2 separate regions of the Homo sapiens genome follow, and region 1 is linked to region 2. Evidence: chromatin contacts called from ENCODE Hi-C or POLR2A ChIA-PET data. All regions are on one chromosome and are shown on one strand. The core of a region is the stretch at or near the end of the contact, and the rest is flanking DNA. Distances in the headings are between cores, read along the strand shown.

What was found. A loop is a pair of places that touch in the nucleus more often than their neighbours do. ChIA-PET counts read pairs that join two places held with the same protein, here RNA polymerase II (POLR2A). Pooled maps may share reads with other maps.
Region 1: a loop to region 2 is called in a map of OCI-LY7, with 4 times the contacts of the local background. The contact joins the promoter of SGPP1 here to the enhancer-like site in region 2. A Hi-C loop is called at or near these places in 1 of 168 maps with a recorded cell type or tissue (OCI-LY7), 1 of 37 single-sample maps with no recorded cell type and 3 of 50 pooled maps. POLR2A ChIA-PET finds 5 or more read pairs at or near these places in 1 of 52 experiments (OCI-LY7).

Annotation. Positions count from the first base shown.
Region 1 is chr14:63,726,675-63,730,063 of GRCh38, forward strand. SGPP1 (sphingosine-1-phosphate phosphatase 1) reads right to left here and starts at 1,391. Exons shown (of 3, transcript NM_030791.4): 1 at 587-1,391. The coding sequence starts at 1,270. RefSeq lists enhancers at 537-1,038, 683-732, 1,693-1,882 and silencers at 993-1,092, 1,383-1,482.
Region 2 is chr14:64,234,166-64,237,233 of GRCh38, forward strand. It overlaps ESR2 (estrogen receptor 2), which reads right to left. Exons shown (of 9, transcript NM_001437.3): 8 at 805-985. LOC124903328 (a long non-coding RNA gene) reads left to right here. Exons shown (of 2, transcript XR_007064205.1): 2 at 697-1,022. Among named protein-coding and RNA genes, the nearest start is that of ESR2, 59 kb to the right of the region's middle. RefSeq lists enhancers at 979-1,038, 1,679-1,948. Within about 2 kb of position 1,811, at least 4 of the 41 ENCODE cell types and tissues checked have a DNase peak (open chromatin) inside an H3K27ac peak, as active enhancers do; they include OCI-LY7, where a contact is called at or near this core.

The sequences.
Region 1 (3,389 bases), core at 141-2,640, 510 kb before region 2:
GCAACCACACCCCTTAAAAACAGAACTCACCCTGTGCTCCATTAACTTCCATAAAGGGAACTTCGATGAAAATCGATTACTTCATTGCTTGGAACTAGCATGTTTGTTTTGGAATTACACTAACGTTTTGTAAACACTGTCTCACGGTAAAGCTAATGACTTTACCTCTTTCTGAAACAGTTTTAGGGAAGAAGGCACCATATATTACGGTGAAACTGGGTCTTAGTTTACATAGCGATTATTTAAAAAATTCACTTCCACTGTGCATTACAAGAATTAAAGCCGTTTAAAAAACTCAACCAAAGCCCAATGACAATGTATTACTCTAGGAAAAGTGTGTCCTTTGGGTTCTAAGGCATTAAATTGGAATTTAATATTAAAATAGAATTCAACGGCTAAGTATCCAGTTTCCCCCAATCACTTAATTTTTCAAAACCCAGAAAGGGCCTGTTTGCGAGTATTGTGAAAACCTGTGGAAAGAGAGGCTTTGGAGGGGAACGGTCGAATTAAAATAAATGCAGAGAGCAAAGAGAACTCCGAGTTCTTTGAACTCCCCCAGGCTGAACAGGACGAGAAGGAACCCTACCTGCCAGCGGCCATAGGTGAGGAGGACCATAGAAATGGGGATGGCGGTGCCGGACATGGCATGGGTGGAGGGCATGCTGTACTCAGAGTTGTAGAAGACCTCCAACTTGACCACGGGCGGCGAGGCGGGCCTCGGCCAGCGGATGATGTCCTTGGTGCACTGGCCCAGGTACATGACCAGCACCCAGATGACCACGAGCCTCCGGCCCACCAGAGGGTCCAGGTTCCAGATCCAGAAGGGGAAGAACAGGATGTAGAAGAGTTCGTTGCCCAGCTCCGTGCCGAAGCAGAACAGGCAGTAGAGCGGCCAGTTGCTCACGCGGGCCAGCTGGCCCTCCTCGCCCGTCAGCGAGTTGCGGCGCAGAGCGCCCGCGCGCCGCGGCGAGGCCGGGCCCAGCTCGGCCGCCAGCCCGTTCCGCACGCCGTTGGGGGCGCCGCCGCCGTCCGGCTTGGCCGGGCACTGATTGCGGTCGCTCCCGGGAGGCTGGGGGCCTCCAGGCGCCCCTGGCTGCCGCCCTCGCAGTCGAGGGTCTCCGGCGAGAGGCGCCTCCGCTTTCTCATCCTCCCTCCGGTCTGCTGAGCGGCGCGGCGGCGCTTCCACCCCGCACAGCCGCTGGAAACGGGCCACTTTCTGCGGGTCCTGCAGACGGCCAACCAGCTGGGCCAGGCGCTGCCTCAGCGACATGATAACGGAACCCCCGGGAAGGCGGGCCGGCCTCCGGCGCAGCCCCGAACTGTCCCCGCGCTCCTGGCCAGCGGCAGCGGAACCGGCACAGCGCTCTACCCTCCGGAGTCTGCCGGGTGACGGCGCCACAGGCCGCGCGCCCCCGCCCCGCGCGCGCCGCGCCCCGCCCCGCCCAGCCCCGCCCCCACCCGGGCTCCCTGAGGGGCCGGGCCGCGCGGGTCCGCCCTGAGCGCATCCGGCCGTGGCTTGGCGCTGAGGATCGGCGGGCGGCCGCTTTGAGGTCCCGGGTAATATCCACCAGCAGGCGTCGCGGCGTACGTCTGGTGGGACGCGGCGTGTCCCCCTGCTCCACCTTCAGCCCTTCTTCTCCGCGGGCTAGTGTCGCCGGATTCCCTCAGCCAGAAGTTGACTTAAAGAGGCCACGATCCCGGTGCCAGCTTGCGCAATGCCTGTGACCAAGCAGCCGGGCATCCTGCTGGCACAGAACCAAATGGTGAATGATCAATGAAGGCGAAGCAACTACCATGAGTTCGGAATCATTCGACTCAAGTAATTAACAAGTAATTACAGAGCTGTCCCAGGCGACTGATGTTCGGAAAACCATGTGCCAATTGACCAGTGGTGACAAGACTACATGTAGATCCCAAGACAGGGCCAGGTGATATTAACAGGTGTGGTCTGCAAAAGAAAAGCCAGCCACCTACAAATTCAAAATACTGTGTCATTTATCAAATATTTTGGTATATGTTAAGGGAGCACAGGTGTTCTTAAGTGTAAAATTTCCTTTTCCTAGATTCTAATACCTAGAGGGCTTGCACAGAATAAATGTAGAGAATGAATGCAGTGTATAGATTTTTGAGTTTGGTAACGTTAATTTAGACGCTTAACTTCCGTGTCTCACAAGTTACCAACTTGACTTCTAGCTAGAGCAGTTTATAAGGTCTCTGAACTCCTCAGGTCAGGTGAATGTCTTTTATATATACCTAGAGAGAGAGAGATGAGACAGGGTCTCGCTATATTGCCCAGGCTGGTCTCCAACTCCTGGGCTGAAGTGATTCTCCTGCCTTGGCCTCTCAAAGTGCTGTGTTTACAGGCGTGAGCCACCACACCCGCCATGATCAGGTGAATGTCTGTAATTAAAGAATGTGAACTACTTCCAAGAAACAGGCTTGAAATTGTCCCATGCCCTTAAAACAGTAGAAATACTTTCCTTCAGGCGTGGTAGTTCATGCCTATAATCTCAGCACTTTGGGAGGTCGAGGAGGGAGGATGGCTTGAGTCCAGGAGTTTGACAACAGCCTGGGCAACATAGGGAGATCCCACCTCTACAAAAAATGAACAAAATTAGCCGGGCAGGGCTGGGCACAGTGGCTCACGCCTGTAACCCCAACACTTTGGGAGGCCAAGGCGGGCGGATCACCTGAGGTCGGGAGTTCAAGACCGGCCTGACCCACATGGAGAAACCCCGTCTCCACTAAAAATACAAAATTAGCCGGGCGGGGTGGTGCATGCCTGTAATCCCAGCTACTCGGAGGCTGAGGCAGGAGAATTGCTTGAACCAGGGAGGCAGAGGTTGCGGTGAGCCGAGATCGCGCCATTGCACTCCAGCCTGGGCAACAAGAGTGAAACTCTGTCTCAAAAAAAAAAAAAGAAAATTAACCGGGCATGGTGGCCCACACCTGTAGTCCCAGATAACTGGGGGACTGAGGCGGGAGGATTATTTAAGCCCGGGAGGTCAAGGCTGCGGTGAGCCCTGATTGTGCCATTGCAATTCCAGCCTGGGTAACAGAGTAAGACCCTATCTTAAAAAAAAAAAAAAAAAAAAAATTTCATTTCGCAGGGACAGGTACTCTCCTCCTCCCACTCCACTTGCTAGGCTGTGGCCATAGAAAGAGGAATAAATCATCACCCATGCTCTCAAGTTGTTCACAGTTTAGGGGAGATAAAGAAAGACAGGACTACTTCTAGAGTATAGAGAAGATGGCAAGTGTAAAACAGACATAAACAGCATGCCTCAGAAAGGAGGACAAGTTTGACTAGGAACAGGAAGAAAGGTGTTAGGAGGTGATCCTGTAGAGCTGGATTGTTTTACAGAGCAAAATATGAATAGGTGAAGAAG
Region 2 (3,068 bases), core at 561-3,060:
TGGCTATGTGCTGAGCAATCATTAAAGGGGAAAGGCAGAGGTCTTCATCTCACTTAAGATTCTCGAGGTGTATATTGTCCTTCTCCACAGCCTCTAGACTTGCCTCCTCAGTGACCAGTTAATTACCTTCCACCCTCCCCTCCCCTCCTCCAGCTCCAGGGCAAGGCTACCCTCATCGTGGGTGACACCAAGCACTGAGCATCATTGTACCAACAGTAGCCACCACTGCACACCCTCTTCATCAGCACACACAATTACGTTTCCTGATCAGAAACATGCCCTACCTACAGCCCTGCCTTCCTAAATCTGCTGGGTCCACCACTTCTCTTAAGTCTTATCCTTAATTTCCTGATGCCACCGAAAGAACAACTCTTAGGGAAGCATTTGTGCACTTCTTCGCATCACCAGCTCGAGGGGCCATCTAGGGGAGCGGGTCTTAGCCTCTCCACAAAAAGTGGCCTCAGGGCCTCAGCCCTGGGTGGTGTAAACAGGGGTGGCAGTTCGTGTTAGGGGAGGAACTGCCCCTTTTAGGACTCCATAAACAGGCTATAAACCCCAGCAATTGAAAAACCCATGAGCCACCACTGGCTGCCATGCAGAGCCTGTAAGATACCACATGACATTCCTTCCATGCCCACTCTGTGCCCATCTTTGCTTACAGGTGTGTGAACTGACAAATTCCCCATTCCCTTTCAGGCATTCATTTTCCTTAACTTGCAGACACTTTTCCCAAATCACTTCACCCTCCGTGGAGCACATAATCCCATCCCAAGCCCAAGCAGAGCAGCTCCTTAGGGCGCGTACCTCGCATGCCTGACGTGGGACAGGAGCATCAGGAGGTTAGCCAGGCGCATGGATTGCTGCTGGGAGGAGATGCCGCTCTTGGCAATCACCCAAACCAAAGCATCGGTCACGGCGTTCAGCAAGTGAGCCAGCTTCCGGCTGCTGTCAGCATCCTGGGTCGCTGTGACCAGAGGGTACATACCTGGACAAAGAATAAAAGCCAGAAGTCATTGCTCTGAGCAAAGGAGCAGAAGTCGTGTGCTCAGCTGTTCCGTGCGCCTGCTCCGAGGTGATCTGGGTTGCTTTGACAGCTGCATGTGTGGCAGGAGCTTATAAGCATGGTCTTACCTCCCCCAGGGGATCTTCCCTGAGAGCCAGCCCCGTCACAGAGCTAGAAGAGAAGCCTGGCCTAATGCAGACAGACTAAATTGCCACCTGAAGTGTCCACCAGGCCCATAATTGTGGCCTTGCCGTGGCGAGTATATCTAGTCTCCCGAAATCATTACGTGGTGTTTCTCATCTGCAGCAACAGATACAGAGATGGTCAGAAAGTGAGATTAATTCTACTTTTAGCCCCACGGAGGGCTCCCCATCTAAAGGGAGTTTAATAAACAAAGGAATGGCCAATGTGATGAAGCCTCCTCTGCCACCTCCTTGTGTGTACCACGTGCCGCAGCCAGCCATGGCAGGGCCCCTGCTACCACCTCTGCATCTCGCTTGAGTGGCACCTGGCTGGGGCAGGAAGACCACTGATTTGGAGTCAGACAGACCTACTTTCTAGCCACCATCTGGAGCTCTCTGAGCCTCAGTTCCTCACTGAGCAACGCATGCAGGAACACATCTGCTTAGGTCCCCACAGCCACGTCCTGGGTAGGCTGCCTCCCCCATCCTGCCCTGCCCTGTGTTTAACTCCCCTCCAACTCTAGGATTGAGATACTGTGGCATCCCAATGGCAGCAAAGTAACAGCTCAGATAAATCTCCTCCCCCCGACCCCTGCCTGACTCCTTGATTCCCTTTAATAATTAGCTTCTCTTCCAGGCTTTCCATTTCAAAGCAAGAATAAATATGTGAAATCAACCAGGGAGCTGCTGAGTCTTGGCTGTCATGAGACTGATGATGGCTGGTGCTCCAGCAACCACAGAATTTGTTTTGGCAGTTTTTGTTCTCTATTTTTATTGGCACTTTCAGTTCAATTAAGGCAGCTCAATTCAACTAAGTTTAACTCAGGTAAGGCAAGGGACATTCTGAAGCACAATTACGTAAGTGTAGTGCTTTGCCACATCCCTAGGGACCTCCATAATGTCTGATGATACGAATTTAAAATATTCATCTTTTCAATAGCCCTGAAGCTGCTTCTCCAATCCCTGTGCTCACTTTGTTCTCCACATTGGTTCTTCCAGAATCCCCCCACAGCCTCAAACCTCCCACTGTCGCCCCAGAGATGACTTGCCCTCCCACCGCAGGGGAAACAAGACCCCACCCTTGGCCCCGTGTGTCCCCTTCTGAGAGGCCAAAAAGCAGATCTGCTCATGGGGCTCCGTTTAATGACTTCCCAGCTCATAGGATAGAGTCCAAACCACCTGGTGCAGCTATCAGAGGTACCAGGGCCCTCCCCGCTTCTCTCATCTGCAGTTCCCACCACACCTCGCCTTGAGTCCCCCTCTCAACTCCCTGAATGTGTGGTGCTCCGAACATGCTCAACTTGCTGCTTGGAAACTCTCTCCTTCCTCTTTCTCTACCCTGATTCTTTTGCTCATTTATACCCATTCCTCCTGTAGATTCCAACCTGGTCAGAAATTCCTTCTGGAAGCTTCCCCCAACCTCCCTACCATCCCACCCTAAGTCTGGTCTGAGGTGTCCCCTGATACTCTGACAGTGCCCTGTTCATCCTCAGCAGAGACACCATGTTGCCCCACATGCTGGATGTCTGCCTTGTCCCCACACACACCCCACAGCCACCCTTCTGCCCTCAGCAAGACTGGACATGAGTGCTTTGAGGGCACAGACCTTTTTTTTTTTTTCTTTTCTTGAGACAGAGTCTCACTCTGTCACCCAGCCTGGAGTGCAGTGGTACAATCTCAGCTCACTGCAACCTCCGCCTCCCGGTTTCAAGCAATTCTCCTGCCTCAGCCTCCTTAGTAGCTGGGATTACAGGCATGCGCCACCATGCCCAGCAAATTTTTTGTATTTTCAGTAGAGACAGTGTTTCACCATGCTGGCCAGGCTGGTCTCAAACTCCTGACCTCGCAATCCGCCTGCCTCAGCCTCCCAAAGTGCTGGGATT